7 separate regions of the Homo sapiens genome follow, and regions 2, 3, 4, 5, 6 and 7 are each linked to region 1. The links are chromatin contacts, found by Hi-C or POLR2A ChIA-PET in ENCODE. All regions are on one chromosome and are shown on one strand. Each heading gives the region's core, a stretch centred on a gene start or an enhancer-like site at or near the end of the contact. The rest is flanking DNA. Distances are from core to core; before and after follow the strand shown. Region 1 holds the start of PPP1R15B (protein phosphatase 1 regulatory subunit 15B). Region 2 holds the start of RABIF (RAB interacting factor). Region 3 holds the start of ELK4 (ETS transcription factor ELK4). Region 4 holds the start of NUCKS1 (nuclear casein kinase and cyclin dependent kinase substrate 1). Region 5 holds the start of TMEM183A (transmembrane protein 183A). Region 6 holds the start of RHEX (regulator of hemoglobinization and erythroid cell expansion). Region 7 holds the start of PCAT6 (prostate cancer associated transcript 6).

Region 1 (2,700 bases), core at 200-2,699:
AGGAACAAACTGTGTTGGGTTATCTCTGCAGTGTTTTGGATCCATCCGGAGAAGGCTGTGTTCCTCCTCCAGGCTGTGGTAGCCATTATCCTGGTCAGGGGTGGGTAAATCTTGCCCCTTGCTAGCCTGTTGAAGGAATTCCAGCCGTTTCATGCGAAGATGGTGAATTTCTGGTAGGCCTTCCGTAGAAAGAGGTGGACATCCCTGCCACGAGGCCGGAATGAGTTCTGCACTCAGCGGCTGGGGATGACAATGGTCCTCTCTCAGGCAGCTGCTCTCTGGGGTTAGTGTCTGGAAGCCGACTACCTCGCTATTTCCATCACTGTTCTGATAGCTGACTTCTAGCCTAGGAAAGCAGTCCAGGTAGGAAGGGTTCAGCAAATAGGATACCACACTGAAATTGTCTATGCGTTGAATGTTTAGAGGCCCAGAGGGCGAAGAGCCAAGTTCCCGGTTAGAGTACAGACGGGATTGAAGGCTACTGGGCAACAGCTCCACTCCCCACAGCTGCTGCTCTAAGAGAAAAGCCTGTGCTGCAGGGTCCAAAGCACTTCCCTTGGCCTTAAGCTCCAATTTTAGGTCTGGGGGCGAGTATTGCCAGTGGATCCCCTCCTCTAGCCAATCAAGGGGACTGGTGACCGAGGGGTCTGAGGAGTCGAGCTGCAGCGAACTCAAAGATTTCTGCGCTGTGGGGGCGGCTGGTTTCTCCCGTCCCTTCAGGGCTCTCAGGGCGCTGTAGACTCCAGCAAAATCTAGCCATCTGGTCGGAAACATTCCACCGAAAAGTTGGCTCCAAATTAGCACCTTCTGAAGCAATCCGGGGAGCGGCGCAAGGAGCTGGGAGAGCAGTTTCGTCCAGTAACTGACCCGAGTCTCGGGCTGGGCAGAGGAAAGCAGTGTGGGGTTCCCGGAGTTTTCCGGGCCAAGAGGCGTCGGGAACTTAGAAGAGCCTGCTTGCGATCGCCGAGGGAAAAAGGGTGGCCAGAACCGGAAGCCCGCCCGAGGGCCAAGCCGTTTCCGCGATCCGCCTGTCCCCGGCTCCATCTCCTTTTTCTTGACAGTCTCTCAGGTAGGGCCGCGGCGCTCAGCGGCTGGAGGTCGACGGGATTCGGAGGAAGCCTACAGAGTCTCGGCCTTGCCCAGCGGTGGCGTCGCTGCTCCAGGCCGATCTTCGAGCCAGCAGAAAAGCCACAGAGGGCAGCGAATGCGGCAGCGGGCGGCAGAACACAGGGAAGAACAGCCCGCGCAATAGGCGGCGACTGATGCGACTTCCATCCTGGCGGGGAAGGAGGTTCCCTAGTCGGCTCGACGCTTCAACACCATGGATAGGAGTCCCCCCACGGCCTCGGCGATGGTTTTCCGACTGACAGAGGGTTGAAAAGCCCCTGAGCAACGCGATACCGGAAGGACTGGGTAGGCCGGCTGGTGCGGTGGAAGCGAAGCCCAAAATGGCCGCAGGGCCCGCGCGCCGGCAGGACACCCCCCTAGACGCCGGAAGAGACGCAGGACTGTTGGGCGTCTACGTCCCTAGCGCCGCGCCGCCCAACGTCACTCGCAAAATCCCCGGGGGGCGGGCCTTTCCGCCCACTTCCGTGTGGCCGCCGATTGGTTTTGCCAGATTTCCCTGTCGGCTTCCTTACTCGAGGTAGAGCCGCACGGCAGCGTGAGGTTGCATCAGCCGGGGCGGGGGGGGGGGGGGGGGGGGGGGGGGGAATGCACGCATGCGCAGTCGTTTCTGTGTGGTCTCCTAGGAGACCGCCCCAACAGCCCTCTAGGTTAAAGGTCTTGGGGAGGGGAGGGGTTTTCAAAATAACCCGAGAATTTCCCGGAGGCGTTTTGATGGCCTAATACACACTGACGTGTGTACAGTCATCCCCTCTCATGAAATGGGGATTAGTTCCAGGACCCCGTAGACACCAGAATCCGCAGACGGTCAAGTCCCTTATGTAAAATGGTATAGTGTTTGCATATAACCTGCATACACCTTCCCAGATATTTAAACCATCCCCTAGATTAAGTATAATACCTAATACAATGCAAGTGCTATGGAACTAGTTGTTATACTGTATTTATTTGTATTATGTTTTATTATCTTTATTTTTCCCGAATATTTTCAATCCATGGAAGGTTGAATGCCCCGCGGGCCAACTGTAGGGTTATCGTAGTCTTAGATTTTTATTATTTATTTATTTGAGACAGGGTCTAGCTCTGTCGCCCAGGCTGGAGTGCAGTAGTGCGATCTCGGCTCACTGCAGCCTCAACCTCCTGGGCTCCAGTGAGCCTCCCACCTCAGCCTCCCGAGGAGCTGGGACTACAGGCTCGCACCACCACGCCCAGCTAAATTTTTTTTTTTTTTGAGACGGATTCCCACTCTGTCGCCAGGCTGGAGTGCAGTGGCGCAATCTCGGCTCACTGCAACCTCCGCCTCCCGGGTTCAAGCGATTCTCCTGCCCCAGCCTCCCTAGTAGCTGGTACTACAGGCGTGTGCCACCACGCCCAGTTAATTTTTTGTATTTTTAGTAGAGACAGGGTTTCACCATGTTGGCTAGGATGGTCTCGATCTCCTGACCTTGTGATCCGCCCGCCTCAGCCTCCCAAAGTGCTGGGATTACAGGCGTGAGCCACCGTGCTCGGCCAATTTTTGCATATTTTTATAGAGACAGGGTTTCGTCGTGTTGCCCAGGTTGGTTTCAAACTCAG
Region 2 (2,882 bases), core at 312-2,811, 1.5 Mb before region 1:
CCCAGGTTCAAGCGATTCTCCTGCCTCAGCCTCCCGAGTAGCTGGGATTACAGGCTTGTGCCACCACCCCCAACTAATTTTTGTATTTTTTTTTTTAGTAGAGATGGGGTTTTGCCATGTTGGCCAGGCTGGTCTCACACTCCTGACCTCAGGTGTTCCGCCCGCCTCGGCCTCCCAAAGTGCTGGGATTACAGGCATGAGCCACCGCGCCCAGCCTAACTGTTTTAATGTTAATGAATGATAGTCAGGACTCAATTCCATGTATGTTTCAATTCCAAGATCCATGTTCTTTCCACTGACTCCATAATGCCACTAACTTCGTAAAATTAATTGAGAACTCTACTCCTAAACCTTGAAGTCTTAAAAGAACCCCGGGACCTCCACCAATCTCTAGATCAAAAGTCATCAAAATACCTACAAAACAACAGACACAGATTCCCTTTTTTCCTCCTTTGATGAAAGGCTGTTTTGGACGAATGGGTACCTCTTGCTCTTCTACTAGACATTACACTTCACCATCTGTTCAAGCACGTGAAATAATAAAATGATCTGCATATTTTTAGAAATAATTTTGAATGATAGGATGTGTCTATGGTTGAAATGACATTATATTTGCACTTCAACACAGTTTACCGAAATAAATTTTTTTTTCAACTTTCTCACTTGCGATGATGGTGGTAGGAAGGGTATTAAAATCCCTAAACTGAAGGGAAAAAAAAAGTTTTTCTTCGAAATTTACTTCCAGGACGTCAGGGATCTACTGCACTTGAAATATGATTCATCTGGAAAACCACAGGCTTCCAGTGCCTCGGTAAAGTGGGTAGGTTACCAGGGTTATTTTGCCGCGTCCCCAACACCAGTTGTTCCTGGGGATCCTCTGTGGAGCAGATAGGTGCCCGTCATAAATGAGACGGTGAATTCAGGACTGGCGGGTGAGGTCTAAAGTGGGAAAGGAACCCAGCAACACCCGCGGTGAGCGGCGGCCGAGAGGCACCTGCCGGGTCCTGCAAGCTGGCGGGAGCTCCGAGAGCCGGAATGGGGCGCCTCCCTTCCACGCGCCCGCGGAGCACCGGCCTTGGACGGCGGCGGGGCGCACGGCCCGCGCTCGAAGCCCCCCCGGGGGCAGAGGGCCGGGCTGGCTGGGCCGGGTGGCCCAGGGAAGGGTTCCCGCGGCAAAAGATGCCGGGGCGGGACCCGGTTCCCTCCCTAGCCTTCAGCGGCCCCAGGGGCGGAGCCTCGCCGAGCTGAGGCCCGAGGGGCGGGGCTTAAGGCCGCGCGAGGAGGGCGCGGTTGCCGGAAATTGAAGAGCCGGGGTTCAGATTCTGACTGCGGCGGCTCGTCGGGGGAGACTGTGGGTGTAAACGGCCTCCAACCTGCCTCCCTACCTGTCGGCGAGAGAAGAGAGCGGTCCCTGGCTGCAGCACCCGGGAGCCGCAACGCTGGCACAGCACCGCCTTCCGGTTTCGGCCCTCGGCTGACACTAACTCGCTCGGCTGCTCCGCTGGTTCCATCGCCGCTGCCGCCACAGGCTCCTCAGCCACGGCTGCGCAGACGCTGTCTCTGCTGGCTCGTTATTCACTGCGCTGGCGCGGCTTGGCAGAGGCGGGGCGGCGAGCGGACGGTCACTATGTCTCTGCGCAGGCGCCCGCTTCCCCGCTCTGGACTCTACTGCGCAAGCGCCTTCATTCATTGCCTAACCTAAGTGGCTAGGTGTCGGCAGGCTTTGTGACAGGGACACTTCTTGGCACCAGTGACACATCTCCATACCCACCTGGCCACTGGGCTTCACTTAAAACCTAGACAAATCATTAGGTTGACCTTACTGTTTAGTTTTCTGGGATCTGAATTTAGTCTCCTGAATAAATGGGGACATTATTGGGGGCAATATGAAGGGAATCTGGGTCGGACTTCCCATCAAGTTTTAGCCACATTAGCTTCTTCTATAGGAAACTACTTAGAGGGGCATGTATCTTTTCGGTATTGGAAAAAGATGCGTGGAAACTTTAATTGCTGGTCTCTTCTACTCATTGTGACCATTTACTATGCGGCAAAATGTGTCAAAGCGCCTTTAGAAACTTACTAAATCATCAGTTTCCTTACGGGGTCGGCACGCTTGTGCACAAAATGAGAAAGGTAAAGATCAGAAAGGTTGCAGCACAACTCTAAAGCCACTGCTCTTAATTAACTAGGATTGTCAGGAAAGCAAGATTATTTCAGACAGAACAGTATTATATATGAACAAGGGTGAGAACAAATTTAGGAATGGTTAGTAGACCACTGTGGCTGACCCACATTACACGTGGGGAGAAGTGGTAGTAGAGGTAGGTAAGGCAGAGTGGGCCCAGAGCTCCATGGCTTTAATGTCATGCTAAGGAATTTAACATTAATAACATGAACAATGGGAATCTGTGGAATTTTAGGCCAGAAATAACTGTTCGATATTTACTGTCTGCTGTATGTTAAGCACTGTAATGATCCTATCTGTGCTTCAGAAAGATAACCTATGAATAAATAGAGGGGCTAGATTGAAGAGAGGAAAAAGAGTAGAGGTAAGGTATCAGGTAGCTATTACCTCATCAGTCTAGCTCAGAAAGGCCCTGAAGCTAGCAGAGGGAACAAAGATATGGGAATGGACTTGAAACAATTAAAATTGTACAGAACTTAGAAACTAGCTGGATGTCTGTATTGTGATGGGGGTGACACAAAGCAACTGCTGGTTTTCCCAGGTTAGATAACTAAGTAGCTGGTTGCCAGTTATGGGAGCTTAAAAAAATAAGATGAACCACCAAATTAGGGGTATCTCTGTGTATGTATGTGAGCACATGAAAGTGTGTACGATTGTGAAGAGTGAAAAAGGAGCTGTTTTACGTGTTGATTTTTCT
Region 3 (2,978 bases), core at 1-2,500, 1.2 Mb after region 1:
TATTGAATCATACTACATTTTAATGAAAACACCGCTGCCAAACCTAAATATTGAAGCACCAAGTTTTCCAAGCCAGGGGGTGTAGGGGGTGGGAAAAGACGACAGAGGATCTGATCTATCAACCAAAGAGATGGACAAACCATTCTGATGAGGCATAGAACTCCAGAATCTTTATTTAAATTCCCCAAATTTCAAATAGCAATAGCTGGAGAAAAAGTGAAGTGTGTACTTTTGACTACTTCAGTCAACAACATCCCTATTTCCTTCCAAGGCCAGTTACTATCCCGCCCCGAAAGATGTTTCCAATTGATCTTCCCAGGAATGAAGTTACCAGCCTCGATGCAGCTGTGCACAAGGCGGAAAGTAAAGAGGGGCGGGGGGCCGCTGGAGCGAAAGAGAAAAAGAAATGAAACTCGACACCGGATGACTAGCGAGCTAGGGGAGAGGAAGAAACGCGGACGGCCGCGTGTGCCCTACAGGAGATCAAAGTCTGGGGGAAGAGGTGCAACCTCACCGGGCCTTGGTAAGCACTGAATTACTGTACTTTCATTTTCCAACTTCCTGTCACTACAGAAAATGAGAATTGCTCCCCTCCTCCCCATCCACGCCGAAAAAATCGCCGCCACCTTTCGCCCACGAGACTTCGGGGGACCAAGAGGCGACGAGAGCTGAGCGGTGCGCTGCGGCGTCCACCTGTGCGCCGCGGTGCCCGGCGGGCCGGGGGCGGACCCAAGGGGAGCGCGCGCGCCCGGCCCCGGCCCCCGCCCCCACTTCCTGTTGTGCCGCGCGCCCCTCGGCCCCCGCCCCCGCTCCCGGCCGGTGGGGCTGTGGCCGCGAGATCCCGAGGGGGCGCGCGGGGCTGACCGCTCACCGACGCCGCGCGCGGGGCTCCCCCTCGGTCTCCGCCTCGAACACGATGCGCCTCTCCGCCCTCAGCCTCCTCCTCACGCTGGAAACTCGAGGACGGCGCGGCAGCCGCTGCGACCCCCGCGGCGGAGCCGTAGAAGGCGGCGGCGGCCAAGCCGAGCCCGCCGGGTGCCCGCAGCCGCCCGCATCTCCCGCCGCCGCGGCTCCTGGCGCCCCGCCCTCCCCGCCCCCGCACGCGGCAGCGGCGGCGCGGGTCTTGGGGCCGCTACACGCCGGGCGCGCGCGTTCGGGGCGTTCCTTGCAGCGGCGGGGCCTGCCAGGCCCTCCGCGGCCGCCGCCACTCTCAAACCCCCCGACTGCTCCTGGGTCCCTCCCAGACGCCGTAGTCGCTACACGTCACTTCCGGGGGAGGGGCTGCGACCCTAAGGGGTGTCGTGAGCCGCGTCTGCCAGCAAACCCGGGTTTGGTGTGGCCGGGGGATGTAGCTCGGGCGCCTCCTGGAGTCGTCTCGCCGCTCTCCGTCGCGTTCGGTGCGGTTGCTTCCAGGTCCCTGAGGCGCCCGTCCGGAACCCGCCAGGACCCAAGCTGCCGCCTGGGCCGGGACCTCGGACTCCTCAAAGGCGCGCCACTTTCTCCTCGGTTGGAGGGAAGAGGTGGCGCTCGCAGAGCAACCTGCGGGGGACCACTTCTGTTGGTGCTAAGCTTTGGGGAGAGTCTCCTCCCTCCTGTGTCCCTCGTCCTCCTTACCACTCGCTGTTAGAAGTTGGGGCCGTCACAGCTTTCTCATCGAAGTGCCAGATCCCAGGACACTACAAACGCTTGATAAATACTAAATTAGCACTGTGGCTTTCTAGCCTGGGGACTGACAAATGGAAGCGCTGGAGTCGTGGGAAAAGCTTGCCCTGACGATGGAGGCAGCGACCAGAAATCCATTCGTGGCTCTACCCCTCACTAACTCACCAATTTTAAGCAACCTTAACCTCTCTAAAACAGTCATCATTTATAAGGTGGAGAGAACCCAATCTTAGAGTTGTTGTAATGATTAAAGAAAATAAGGTGCATGAAACACCTAGCAAGAGTTTCTAGCTTAGAGGTTCTCATTAAGTAAAATTCTTAAGGAATCAGGTCACACTTGATACAAGAGGCTACTTGAGCAGTTTAGCACCAGAAGGAATGTAAAGTCATAAATTAGGACAGCTGAACAAAACCTCCAAGAAATAAATTAGGTGTTTGTTTAACAAGAAACCAAAGAGAGGTCAGTGTCTGAGTTACTGGTTATTCGAGGCCATTTACTAGCTGTGTGACCTGTAGTGAGTTGCTTAACCTTTCTGGACCTCAGTTTCCTCATGTAAAATGACGATAATGAGCAGCATTGCTGAGAGGATTAAATGAAGTATAGAGCATAATGTACTTAGTGCATTACCTAGCACATAGTAGATACCCAGTAAATCGTGGTGTCATTTATTTTTGCCCCCACAATTGAATGTATAGTTAATTGAACTCACTGAGTGAAATGTGATTCTGTCATCCTTTTGTAGGCTTTTGGAAGAGAATCATCACTTCCTTGATTTCCAGCCTCCTCTTCCATAATACAGAGTAATTATAATCCACAAAGGTAGCTATTCCTGTAAAAACAACTCTACCAAAAGATGTTACCTTTCCAAAATTAGTTTTACCAAAGCATGCAAACATATTAAGACATGTTTTATAAGGAACATGCAGTATCTGAAAAGCACTAGCAGTCTTGGCCCCTAACATAAAATTTTCCTTGCAACAAGTTCCATCTTGGAAACCAAGAAAAAAAAAAGTATTAAGGTAGGCTGTTTAGGATACACCTATTGGAAACATTTGTTTATAAAAAGATTTCATTTTAAAGCCCCCTACCAAGAACAGTTAAGGGTTGTGGAGATCTGCACACTACGCTGCTCTGTTCAAACTGGCAGTAAACATCTGATTCGGCCTTAGGGCCAGTAGTTGTGTCATATCCCTTTTAGACTGAGCTTACGGCATTGTCAATTGCAGTGTATTTTTGGAAAACAGCCTGCTTTGGGAGTTCTTAAATTAGTCATAGCAAATCTGTCTGCTTTTAAATTGACTTTTTTTTAAGGCGG
Region 4 (2,966 bases), core at 400-2,899, 1.3 Mb after region 1:
AGGCCAGCATAACTTTCAGAGTAGAGATCGTGAGTTACCACAGATGCTGATTGAAACAGAGCTAACAGCAGCTTTCTCCTCATTCCCACCCCGTGTGTAGGAGTACGCAGTCTCATACCACCACCAGTTGGAGGATGATCTAGTCTGGAGACAGAACGGTGTAGAACAAAACCCTTGCCAGGGTCCCAAACCTCTCTTTAGAACTCTAATTAAAGGTACTTCCGTTTCCCACACAACTTGGAATGAAGGGGAAGCAACGACTGTTAAAACATTTAAAAACTAAGCCTTTATCTATTTATTTAGAAAACACACTATGCAAAGAAGCCAATTCCTTACATTAAAAATATTTATTTGCAACAGCTCTCCTTTTTAAGGCCTCAACAGATTGGACTAAACCACACCCCTCCATAAATGGCACATTCCATACAATAGCCTGGAGAATGGCATAGGACGATTCCACCGACAGCTGGGGGAATAGCAAACTTGTTGAAATTCCGAGAATGAAGTCTGATGGTTACCCGAACCTAGCCCTTTTATTACTAAAGTCACTCGGGGACAAGAGGGTTACAAAAATATCCCGAGACGCGTACGCGGGTGAGAGTGGAACGAGAACCACACGGGATTTGGGCCGTGCTGTTAACCCGCACCTCCCTGAGTACGGACATTTCCCCGAGGAAGGACATTTCTAGTCGGAGAGAAAGAGCGAACTTTGGGGTTAACTCTCTCAAAACTCTGAGGTGGGGAGAGAGGCAGCAGCCCATTATTTTCCAGGATCCAGTCCCGAACTCTCACTTTTGCCCGGGGGGAAAAAAACGGGTCCCGCCCACGCTCGGCCCGATCCGGGAGGCGGGGCCTGCAGCGACCCCGAAGGACAGAGGCGGGGCCGGTTGGCAGTGCTGCCCCTCCCCCTTTGCCAGGAACACCCCCGTCCGCTACAGAGAGGGCTCAGGGCCCCCACCCCCGCGCCAGTCGCTGGGGGAAGGGGCAATACGGGTGCCTCCGCCCCTCCTCGCTGAAGGTGGGGAGTGGAGCTCGAGTCCGCCCGCCTCCCCGCGCTGGCTCCAAGGGGACGGCCCCGAGGAGGTGGGGCCTCTTGGGGGCGCTGACTTCACACCCCTCCCCCTCCGGCCGCTGGCGGCTCAGGGACACCCCGCCCGCTCTAGTGCGGTGGGTGGGGGAGGCAGCTGAGCAGACCGGAGCCCTGCAGCGGCGCGGGGCGGGGAGGGGCGCGCGCACGGGCGCGCAGCCACCACCCCCGCGCGCCAGCAGGGCCCCCCACGCTCAAGGGTGCGCGCGGGCCCCGAAAGGGAGGAGGCCGCGCGCGGCACCGGGGATGGCGGACTCTAGCCTTCTGTCCCCCACTCTTTTCACCACTCGCCCCCATCCCCCTCCAACCCGCTCCAGGCCTCAGACTCCGCACTGACCTGACAGGCCGCGACATGTTCGCTGTCGAAACAGGACCGAGTCGAGAAGCCAAAGACCAGGACCCCCCCCACCCCGCGCGCTCGGCGCCCCACCCCCCCCGAACTTCAGCCGATGGGACCGCTGCTGCCGAACCCCGAGCTGCTGGCTTCTCAAACTCCGCTGCTCTTTGGTTCAGGGCTCCTGGAACAGACGAGCCCCCCGCTCCCCCGTCTCTTCAAAATGGATGAATCAAACCAGCCGAAAATGCGCCAAAGCCGCCGTGCAACCAAACCCACTAGGGTTTGTGCGCTCCTCCCCAACACGCCTGCTCATTGGAGACTTCTGCCAGATGCGCCCAGATCATTAGTCCGTTTGAATCATCACGTCTTCCAGGCCCCGCCCTGCTCTCTGATAGGCTCCACCTTCACCGTGGGGGTCCTGTTAGTCAAGATGCTCTGAGAGCGCACGGCCGCAAAACAAAAATGGTCGCTGCTTAGCCCGCCCCCTGGTTTCCACTCCAGAGTTGCAGATTCGTCTGGGGTCGTATCTTAGAAAGACTAGAAAAAAAGATTTATGTAGGGTTCAGCGTTGCTCAGTGTTAGTTTAATGGTGTTTCATCTCGTCTGCCTTGATCACCTTGAAAATCCTCTAATAGCAAAACCCGTGGGAGAGGCAGCAGATTCGTCACTGCGGGGCTGCTACAGAATTGGAGGGAAATTCCTTAGGTTCAAAAAATTTGACCTTAAACCTACAAGCCCCTTACCCTGGCTTCGGCATTAACCCTCAGGGACCAAATGAGGCTGCTGGAGTAGAGAGGCAGGATCATAATCAAGGAATATCTTCACCCCCAATTACCATTCTCCATTCTGGACCTTGAGATCCACTTCAGGGTCATTAAAGTCCCAGTCTGGTGCATTACTATTTTAAGAAAAGAGTCAGGTGTACAATAACTAAGAGCATGAGCTCAGGGGCCACAAGGTATTTCAGGTGGAATCCCAGGTCCACTACTTAATGGTGGTATAACTTTCCTTCTCTGTGCCTCAGTTTTCTCATCTGTAAAATGGGAAACAAGGGTACCTAACTGCATAGGCTTATTAGTATTAAATGAGTTGATATATCTATCAAAAGTCTTTAGGATAGTCTCTGGCTCACAGTAAGTGCTACGTAAGTGTTAAATCCAAGTTTTAAAAGATGATTCCGTCCCTGGGTAGAGATGGGTGGAGCTGGCTCAAGACCCTATGAATTCTATTGATTTACCCTTGCACTTTGAAAAACAAAACAAAGACTCTTCGAAGTCATATAACTGAAAGTAACGCACATCATTTCACTTAAATCCGTGAGCATTTGTTGGATGCCTAATACTCTCAAAGGCAGAGCTCAGGATTCCTATGTGAATGGCTAAGGCTGAGTCTGCTATCGAAAATAGACGTCAATCCCTGTCACAGTCAAAGCGATCATTTTTGTTTGGTGGCTGTGCGCTCTCAGAGCATCTTGACTAACAGGACCCCACGGTGAAGGTGGGGCCTATCAGAGAGTAGGGTGGGGCCTGGAAGACGTGATGA
Region 5 (2,700 bases), core at 187-2,686, 1.4 Mb before region 1:
GTCTCAATACAAAGGAAAGACGTTATTTTTTCTTTTTCTCCTTTTTTTTTTTTTGAGGCAGGGTATCGCTCTGTAGCCCAGGCTGGAGTGCAGTGGCGCAATCATGGCCCACTGCAGCCTTGACCTCCTGGACTCAAGTGACCTTCCTGCCTCTGCGATAGTTTTTCATGGATGCTTCTAGTAGTTTTTTGGAGGTATGGTGTGTTAGGAACAAACTGCCCCAAAAAGCTTCTTGGTACTGCCGACACTTCCCCCAAACCTCTCCGTGCTGCTCACTCCTCCCCCTAATGCTCTGCAACTCTTCTCCTTCCCCCAAGCCTCTTTACACTTCTAAGTCCTTATGAAGCCAGCAGACTTCACTTATCAGACCTTGCTGCAATAAACAAACCCCAATTACAAATCATCCGGACCGCACAGGGGAAGGTGATGGGAAGCATAAACAAACTTTACCTACACCCTCCTGTAATAAACGTCACAAGCTAATATGTGGCAAAATTAACCAGCAAACAACCCCAGGGTCTCTCTCCCCCATATAAACCCCTCATTTTGTAAGCTCAGGGGTGCCTCCTCTGTCTGTGGTGGAGCAGCCGTCAGGTTAATAAACTTCCTCGGCTGACCTTGGGTCTCTCTTTCGTCCTTTCTCTCGGCTAACCTTATATGGTGATAGATTGGAAACTTTTTTTTTTTTGAGACGGAGTCTTGCTCTGTCGCCCAGGCTGGAGTGCAGTGACCCGATCTCAGCTCACTGCAAGCTCCGCCTCCCGGGTTCATGCCATTCTTCCGCCTCAGCCTCCCGAGTAGCTGGGACTACAGGCGCCCGCCACCACGCCCGGCTAATATTTTGTATTTTTAGTAGAGACGGGGTTTCACCGTGTTAGCCAGGATGGTCTCGATCTCCTGACCTCGTGATCCGCCCGCCTCGGCCTTCCAAAGTACTGGGATTAGGGGCGTGAGCCACCGCGCCCGGCCGATTGGAAGCTTTTAAGAACTCCTTCTCCTATTTTGAGAATTCAGAAATTTATTTATAGCTTTCGTAAAATAGAGTGAAGACTCTTACAGACCTATGTTAGACTAGCAGGCGCTCAGTCTCTGTGGTCCGAGATAGAGCACGAAGATGACAGTGTATATGCATTTTGGTGCTGAAGTGGACCTGGAGTGTGGACAGAGGAGTTACTAAGAAGAATCCCGGAGACCAGGATGTAAACTCTCAATTCTAATCAACACAGGTGTGGGCTATGGTTCTGAGACACCATTCATCTCACACGAGGTACGGCGATACGCGACACCACCCAGTACAACAGCTCTCTCTCCACCTGGAACCCGGACCCAGCTTGATTCGCGGGTGCCGGATGATGACGTATCCTTGCACCTGGCGATGATTGGTTCGCGTGGAGAGGCGTCGTCCGACAACGCGACTCGGAACCCGGACCTATGTTCTCGCGAGAGTTAGCGGCCTCCGGTGTGGGATGGCCGCGGAGCCGGGCGGAGCTGGCTTGCGGCTCCCGGGGCCGGCTCTCCGGCCGGAGACATGGCCCGGGGGCCCGGCCCGCTAGGCAGGCCTCGCCCCGATACGGTCGCCATGCCCAAGAGAGGAAAGCGACTCAAGTTCCGGGCCCACGACGCCTGCTCCGGCCGAGGTGGGCGAGGGGGGCAGGGGCGCTGAAACATTTTGGGGGCTGGCGGCTGGGAGGGGGCTGGACCGTGCCGAGGTGAGCGCTCGCGTGCCCGCGGCTGGAGGGCGGCTCGGTCCGGGGGCCTGCAGCGAGGAGGAGGTGTTGGCGGGGAAGACGCTGACGAGAGAAGGCCTCTTCCTTGAGGGTTGGTGCTGTGTTGCAGTGACCGTGGCGGATTACGCCAACTCGGATCCGGCGGTCGTGAGGTCTGGACGAGTCAAGAAAGCCGTAGCCAACGCTGTTCAGCAGGAAGGTAAGCTTTGCGCGAGCCTTTAAAGACTCATGCCGCGAAGACAGAACTAGGTATTTTATTTCTGTTTTTCTTGCAGTCCTTTAGTCGTCTTCCTGTAACCGTGTTTGCTTTCGTTAGTGTTAACTTACATATTGGGGTGGAGGAGGATTAGTCAAGAGTAGCAGTTTCTGTAGCAGAAATATTTTCTTTCTTTCTTTGCATTTAAAAACATGTTTGCATACTTTTTAGTTTCCACTGCATTCTTCTTGGTTATTAATCTCTTTGCTGTAGTTCACATGTTTTACTCTGCAGTTTGCTTCCTTGTTTAATAACCTTGGAGTGTTCTTTTCCTTTTCTGGTGTTTCTCTTGCTTTCAGTCTGTTTACTCATGGGTCTGAGACTTGTGTTTTATGACACCTACTGCCTCCAGCTCAGGACCAGGATTAAATTGGATTCAATTTGTCTCAAACATTTCTCTGTAGACCTTATGAGAATACAAATCAGCTTTTATCCTGCAGGGTTTATAGTGGAAAAATTGTACACACCTTTTTTCTTCAGGGCTGAAAAAAGGAGTTTCTGCAACTTTGGAGTCAGTTTGCCCATTGCTTTCCTTTTTTTTTTTTTTTTTTGTATTTAAAATACTAAAATCTTTATTTTTTTTGGTGACAGATTCTCACCTTTCTCTCTCAACGATGTTTTTTTTCCCCCCTTTCCTGAATGGATGCTGATACCTTGGCTAAGTTGTTTGTATTTCTGGGTGGAGCTGTGTGCCATCTCATTCTCCTTTTATTTTCT
Region 6 (2,908 bases), core at 140-2,639, 1.6 Mb after region 1:
CCAGCTCCCTGAGTCCTGTGTCCACCAGCTGCTGCTAAATACCTCTGAGAAACTCTGCTTCTATCTAAGGGGACCTACTTCTCTCGGGAATCTCAATACTTGGAACAAGAACCTCCTAGACGGACCCTTTGGCATAATGAATTGGACCAACTGTAGGTTCCAGGACTAGAGAGCCAGCAATGCCTCCATGAACAATCTCACCCAATTACTCTGCTCAGGTAAGACCAACTGAAAACTAGAACAATACAAATGGTGGTTATTCCTGTCTTCTGTTTCTTTGTTTGTTTTTGTGACAGGGTCTTGCTCTGTCACCCAGGCTAGAGTACAATGGTGTGATCATGGCTCACTGCAGCCTCGACTTCCCTAGCTTAAGTGATTCTCCTATCTCAGCCTCTCAAGGAGCTGGGACTACAGGCATGCAGTAGCACACCCAGCTAATTTTCGGATTTTTTTTTTTTAAAGTAGAGACAAGGTCTAGCTATATTGCCCAGGCTGGTCTCAAACTCTTGAGCTCAGGCGGTCCTCCTGCCTTGACTTCCCAAAGTGCTGAGATTATAGGCGTGAGCCACTGGGCCTGGCTCGTTATTACTGTTGAATAATAGTCTGATCACTGAGTTCTTAAACAACTCCATGAGGTAGGCATTCATATTCTGTCTGTTTCACAGATGAGGCTCAGAAAAGCTAAGTGTTTGTCCTAAGATCACAGTTAGGAAGTGTCTGAGACCCAGGTCACTGTGAGGGAAGAGAGAGACCCTCTCATATTGTTTTATATTGTTTTATACTCAGTACCTGTTTTAAGGAAAAACAACAAGGAAGTAAAACCAAAGACAGGCAGTCCGGCGCCAGGCCCGAAACCAGGCCTGGGCCTGCCTGGCCTAAACCCAGTAGTTAAAAATCAACTCATAACTTAGAAACTGATGTTATTCATAGATTCCAGACATTGTATAGAAGAACATTGTGAAACTCCCTGCCCTGTTCTGTTTCTCTCTGACCACCGGTGCATGCAGCCCCTGTCACATACCGCCTGCTTGCTCAAATCAATCATGACCCTTTCATGTGAAATCTTTAGTATTGTGAGCCCTTAAAAGGGACGGAAATTGTGCATTCGGGGAGCTCGGATTTTAAGGCAGTAGCCTGCTGATGCTCCCAGCTGAATAAAGCCCTTCCTTCTACAATTTGGTGTCTGAGGGGTTTTGTCTGCGGCTCGTCCTGCTACATTTCTTGGTTCCCTGACCAGGAAACGAGGTAACTGATGGACAGCCGAGGCAGCCCCTTAGGCGGCTTAGGCCTCCCCTGTGGAGCATCCCTGAGGCGGACTCCGGCCAGCCCGAGTGACGCGATCCAAAGAGCACTCCCGGGTAGGAAATTGCCCCGGTGGAATGCCTCACCAGAGCAGCGTGTAGCAGTTCCCTGTGGAGGATTAACACAGTGGCTGAACACCGGGAAGGAACTGGCACTTGGAGTCCGGACATCTGAAACTTGGTAAGACTAGTCTTTGGAACTTGCCCCACTCCATCTAGGTGGAAGTGTGGCCTGATCACCCACGACATGCCTGCATTGGCACTTCTGTTCTGGTTTTGACTTGACTTAGATTGTGTGATACTTTGGTTTTGGTTTTGGTTTTGACCTGGCTTGGATTTCTGGATACTCTGATTTTGGTTTTGATTTTGGTTTGGTGTAAACTGCAAGAGTGTGTATGCCCTTTTTACCTGTTTTTTTGTTTGTGGCATGTGTGTGGTGTGGGTGTGGTGTTTTGTCTCGAAGAAGCATGGGTCAGGTACAAATAAGCCCACCCCACTAGGAACTATGTTAAAAAAAAATTCAAGAAAGAATTTAAGGGAGATTACAGTGTTACTGTGACACCAGGAAAACTTAGAACTTTGTGTGAAATAGACTGGCCAGCATTAGAGGTGGGTTGGCCATCAGAAGGAAGCCTGGACAGGTCCCTTGTTTCAAAGGTATGACACAAGGTAACCCGTAAGCCAAGGCACCCAGACCAGTTTCCATACATAGAAAGTTACAGCTGCTTTTATACCCCCTTGCCCCGCCAACGTAGTTAAGAGAACAGCAGCATAAGCGGCTGGCAGAGGCAAGGAAAGACCAGTAGAGAGAAAAAAAGGCCATCTATACCAATTCTAAGTTAATTTAGACTAAACAAGGTCTTAATAGCAAAGGATAATTGAAATCCCAAACTTACAAGGTTTTCAACAAAAGTGAAGTTTGCTTAAAGTTAACAGTGTAACATGTATTATGGTAACTTCTAATCTTGTGGCCTTAGACAGTCTAGTCCAAAGGCATAAAGAAAGTTTGCTTTAAAAAAAAAAAAAAGGAATGGTTATCTTCAAAAAAAAAAAAAAGTGGGGGGAGACAGAATTTATGTAAAAAGAGTGTTATATGGTAAATTCTTGTCCTGAAATAAACTAACTGGTGTTTAAAGAAAAAAAATGTTTGTAATAAGTCAGAAAGTTGAGACACATTGAAGAATTGTCGGCAAAAGTCGTGAAAGAAAAAATGTTATAAAAAAATTTATGCAAAAAATGTTGTATAATTTAAAAGTAATAAGGCCTCCTGAGTACTATTAAAAAAACAGTTTATGTGCAAGGTGTATAAGAAAAGTAAAACATACCTTTGGTAAAAAGATTATAAAGGGGCATAAGAATGTGGATTTTTACCTACATTAAAAGGTTAAAAACAATTATTGTTTTAAAAGTTTAAGCAAGTTTTAAAACGTTAATTATAAAGAAAATTCTGTGTGTAAACATATTAGCTAAAGTTAAAAAGGTATCATCCAGTTTTTCTGTGAACTGGACATTAAAGTAAAAAATGCCACAGGTTTTTCTTAAAGCATCAACCTGCTCTTTAACAAAAATTATAAAAGGTTAAAAAGAGTCTATAAAATCTTACCTTA
Region 7 (2,712 bases), core at 119-2,618, 1.6 Mb before region 1:
TCTGCATGTATTAGCTCACTGAGTCTTCACAACCACCATATTGAGTAGGTACGATATTATCCTCATTTTGCAGAGCAGGCAACGGAGGCAAAGAGGTTAACGAACTTTAAGAGATACGAACACTTTTGAGGCGCCTTTTTTCTTTTGGCGGGAGACGGGGGACGGGGGTGGGGGGGTAGTGTCCAGCAGCCTCAGAAAAAAGGAGGAAGCTCAAAAAGTAGAACGTCAACATTGAAATGACCTCTTTCATCCAGAAAGCTGCCAAACGTATGCAAGGAATGTTTGTCAAGATCTTAGTTCGCTTTCAGATTCACCTAGTGGAAGGAAATCTCTTATGCTTAAGAAGTCTTCAATTAAAAGGGGGGATGGGCGTGGGGGGAGAAGAAAACCGCCTTCCCTTCAACAAATTTTTCCCAGAGGTACCGGGCCCAGGAAAGAGTTCACAGTGGTCCTGGGAGAACGTATTCCTTTTCTTAGCTCTCCAGGGCTTTGGGACCTGGAGTCTTTTCCTGCTCCCTACTGCAATGGAGAGTCAAGCCCAGGGGACAGCTAATACACTATTAAAAGAATTATCAGTGCAAGATAGATATGCGATGTGGCAAGTTATAATAGAATCTAGGTAGTGGGTATAGAGGAATTTGATGCAAATTTCTTTTAACTTTACTGAATATTTAATAATACTAAATAAAAGTTGGGTAGAAGAATTATCGTCGATGGCTCTTTGGTGCGCATTCTGGGCCTCCGAGGGTCTTGATGAAGCTCATGTAGTGTCATGTGCTCTCTCGGGAGAGCGTTGACTATTTTCACTCCTAACGTTGGCATCCTACGAGCCAGGTAGGCATAACTTTGAGACAAATTCTAGACTTACATGAGTTATGATTATTATTTAACTGAGATGGACAGGAAGAACAAGCCTAAGAAAATCTTTCCCAATTCTCAGCTGCGTCCTACGATTCCCTCTCGCTCCCAACTCTCAAGGTCTCCCAGTCCGGCTTCCTCCATTTCCGGTAGTGACCCTAAGTGATGAGATTCTATCGCTCCCAGATCAGGCCGCAGCTGTTTGGCTCCCAGCAGACCCGGTGTGACGTTAAGGGACGGGGCGGTTGCCGGCGTCTTGAGGGGAACCTAGGGACCGAGAGGACTCTCCGGGAAGGCAGCCGCTCCCCCGCCCACAACAGACGCTCCCCTTGCCCTTTATGATGTTTACATGGGCGGAGGGATCCCTCCCAGCTGACAGCCACACCGCGCCGGCCCTTCTTTTTTTAAAGAGCCTAGCCACGGGCGCTGACTGGCCGGCAGCCGGGCGCGTCATCCTCCGGGGGCGGGGCCCGGGCCGCATTGTCTCGTCTAGGGCCGGCTGGACGCCCCAGAGGCCGGACCTGGGCAACCCCAGCCTGGAGGTGCCGGGGCCGGAGCTCCCAGAGGGCTGGGTGCGAGGCCTAGGCGGGGTCAGGTTCGGGTTCCTAGGCCATAGCGGAGCTGCAGCCCAGGCGGCCGGAGCGGAACCCAGCCCCGCTCCGAGTGCCACGTCTCCAGGAACCCCCTCCTTACTCTTGGACAACACTCCGCCCCCGCCCGGGCCTCCGTCCCCCAAACCGCCCTCATTTGTGCAGCGCCAGATCCTTCGGACACATCCCTAGGTGTCTCCATCCTCATTCGGTCCATCCAACTCCCAGACCTCACGTCAACCGGCTGCACCCCACTTTCCAGCCTGCGCCCCAGATCTGCAGCCTTCGCCCCTAGATACACCCGCCTGGTGATGAGGCGCTCCTCGCGTTCCTTCCGGTAACCGCGTTGCGAAGACCACGCTGCCGGGTTGCAAACTTGGGGGGACTTCCTCCCTCCCCTCCCCCTGGGCGCCGTGCAACTGCCCTGGGACCGGGTTCTGGGATGAGGGGGGCAGACCGGGCTCCCCAGCGGCCGGCGCAGCACGTAGCGCACGTGTAGGGTCCGCTCCCCACCCCCTCGCCGCCTCTGACAACTTTTCAGGGCTCCAGGTGTCCGTGAGCCTCCCTTCCGCCCTGGCCTCCGGTCTCTGCCTTGCTCGTGCTTCTACCACCACCCTTCCCCTCCCAACCCGGTGGATCCTCTCGTCTCCCCCAGTCTCCAGTGCACCGGCTTTCCCTCGTCCTCTGCGCAGTCCATCTCAGCTCATCTCTCCAATTCAATGCCATCATCTCTCCTCACCATCTCTCGGTGCCCTGGAATGTTTGCTGTCAGATGTCCCCTGTGAAACCCACAAACGCTTGCGATTTGGCCTCCTTGTTTTATTTTGTGTAGTCCTACAACGTCTTGTTACTACCCCCTATTACAACACTTATAACTCAGTATTTGTCTTTTTTCCGCGGTGTCCCTGCACTCTCCCCATACATATTCCTCTCCTGCCAGATTGTAAGCCTCTAGAGGGAAGAAGTAATGTCTCTCTCCTTGGCACCAGGCACGTGGCACACGCTCCACAAATATTTGTTGAAAGGGAGGGTAAATGGCCTTGAGTTTCTGTGGCTACCATTGGCTGAGGATGGAGCTTTGGGCTGGACAAAGAAGAATCTGGTTGACCACATGAAGCAGGAAGGAGGCTCAGAACGGTGTTGAGGGAGCCTCCACAATGGGTGGGCACCACAGGTGAGATAAACCCATCCTCCCCCATTCCCTGCCCTGCTTAATTCCCGGGAACCAGCAACCCCTCCTATGCTATCGTCTACTGCTGAGCTG

Evidence for each region. A loop is a pair of places that touch in the nucleus more often than their neighbours do. ChIA-PET counts read pairs that join two places held with the same protein, here RNA polymerase II (POLR2A). Pooled maps may share reads with other maps.
Region 2: a map of CD8-positive, alpha-beta T cell shows a loop between it and region 1 (8-fold over the local background). The contact joins the promoter of RABIF here to the promoter of PPP1R15B in region 1. A Hi-C loop is called at or near these places in 1 of 168 maps with a recorded cell type or tissue (CD8-positive, alpha-beta T cell), 1 of 37 single-sample maps with no recorded cell type and 7 of 50 pooled maps.
Region 3: a map of naive thymus-derived CD4-positive, alpha-beta T cell shows a loop between it and region 1 (9-fold over the local background). The contact joins the promoter of ELK4 here to the promoter of PPP1R15B in region 1. A Hi-C loop is called at or near these places in 2 of 168 maps with a recorded cell type or tissue (CD4-positive, alpha-beta memory T cell and naive thymus-derived CD4-positive, alpha-beta T cell), 3 of 37 single-sample maps with no recorded cell type and 10 of 50 pooled maps.
Region 4: a loop to region 1 is called in a map of naive thymus-derived CD4-positive, alpha-beta T cell, with 12 times the contacts of the local background. The contact joins the promoter of NUCKS1 here to the promoter of PPP1R15B in region 1. A Hi-C loop is called at or near these places in 1 of 168 maps with a recorded cell type or tissue (naive thymus-derived CD4-positive, alpha-beta T cell), 2 of 37 single-sample maps with no recorded cell type and 11 of 50 pooled maps. POLR2A ChIA-PET finds 5 or more read pairs at or near these places in 1 of 52 experiments (T-cell).
Region 5: a loop to region 1 is called in a map with no recorded cell type, with 16 times the contacts of the local background. The contact joins the promoter of TMEM183A here to the promoter of PPP1R15B in region 1. A Hi-C loop is called at or near these places in 2 of 37 single-sample maps with no recorded cell type and 6 of 50 pooled maps.
Region 6: a map with no recorded cell type shows a loop between it and region 1 (14-fold over the local background). The contact joins the promoter of RHEX here to the promoter of PPP1R15B in region 1. A Hi-C loop is called at or near these places in 3 of 37 single-sample maps with no recorded cell type and 5 of 50 pooled maps.
Region 7: a map of naive thymus-derived CD4-positive, alpha-beta T cell shows a loop between it and region 1 (6-fold over the local background). The contact joins the promoter of PCAT6 here to the promoter of PPP1R15B in region 1. A Hi-C loop is called at or near these places in 2 of 168 maps with a recorded cell type or tissue (both naive thymus-derived CD4-positive, alpha-beta T cell), 1 of 37 single-sample maps with no recorded cell type and 10 of 50 pooled maps. POLR2A ChIA-PET finds 5 or more read pairs at or near these places in 1 of 52 experiments (WTC11).

The regions. Positions count from the first base shown.
Region 1 is chr1:204,410,368-204,413,067 of GRCh38, forward strand. PPP1R15B (protein phosphatase 1 regulatory subunit 15B) reads right to left here and starts at 1,450. Exons shown (of 2, transcript NM_032833.5): 1 at 1-1,450. The coding sequence starts at 1,044. RefSeq lists enhancers at 427-1,261, 568-717, 978-1,677, 1,688-1,737 and a silencer at 1,196-1,642.
Region 2 is chr1:202,887,588-202,890,469 of GRCh38, forward strand. It overlaps RABIF (RAB interacting factor), which reads right to left and starts at 1,562. Exons shown (of 2, transcript NM_002871.5): 1 at 1,386-1,562. The coding sequence starts at 1,511. RefSeq lists a silencer at 968-1,257 and an enhancer at 1,328-1,597.
Region 3 is chr1:205,630,761-205,633,738 of GRCh38, forward strand. ELK4 (ETS transcription factor ELK4) reads right to left here and starts at 1,251. Exons shown (of 5, transcript NM_001973.4): 1 at 872-1,251. RefSeq lists enhancers at 299-718, 1,329-1,638 and silencers at 729-918, 1,009-1,158.
Region 4 is chr1:205,748,533-205,751,498 of GRCh38, forward strand. It overlaps NUCKS1 (nuclear casein kinase and cyclin dependent kinase substrate 1), which reads right to left and starts at 1,650. Exons shown (of 7, transcript NM_022731.5): 1 at 1,425-1,650. The coding sequence starts at 1,441. RefSeq lists a silencer at 824-1,423 and an enhancer at 1,844-2,093.
Region 5 is chr1:203,005,938-203,008,637 of GRCh38, forward strand. It overlaps TMEM183A (transmembrane protein 183A), which reads left to right and starts at 1,437. Exons shown (of 8, transcript NM_138391.6): 1 at 1,437-1,637; 2 at 1,837-1,926. The coding sequence starts at 1,529. It also overlaps the pseudogene MGAT4FP. RefSeq lists enhancers at 1-14, 656-785, 789-1,563, 1,564-2,336, a cis regulatory region at 1-115 and a silencer at 1,496-1,745.
Region 6 is chr1:206,051,784-206,054,691 of GRCh38, forward strand. RHEX (regulator of hemoglobinization and erythroid cell expansion) reads left to right here and starts at 1,390. Exons shown (of 6, transcript NM_001007544.4): 1 at 1,390-1,482. LOC105372857 (a long non-coding RNA gene) reads right to left here. Exons shown (of 3, transcript XR_922473.3): 3 at 1,660-2,908. RefSeq lists enhancers at 786-1,025, 1,446-1,505.
Region 7 is chr1:202,809,586-202,812,297 of GRCh38, forward strand. PCAT6 (prostate cancer associated transcript 6) reads left to right here and starts at 1,369. Exons shown (of 2, transcript NR_046325.2): 1 at 1,369-1,785; 2 at 1,990-2,327. It overlaps LOC124904583, which reads right to left. Exons shown (of 3, transcript XM_047439549.1): 3 at 653-1,974. The coding sequence ends at 1,450. RefSeq lists a silencer at 1,236-1,465.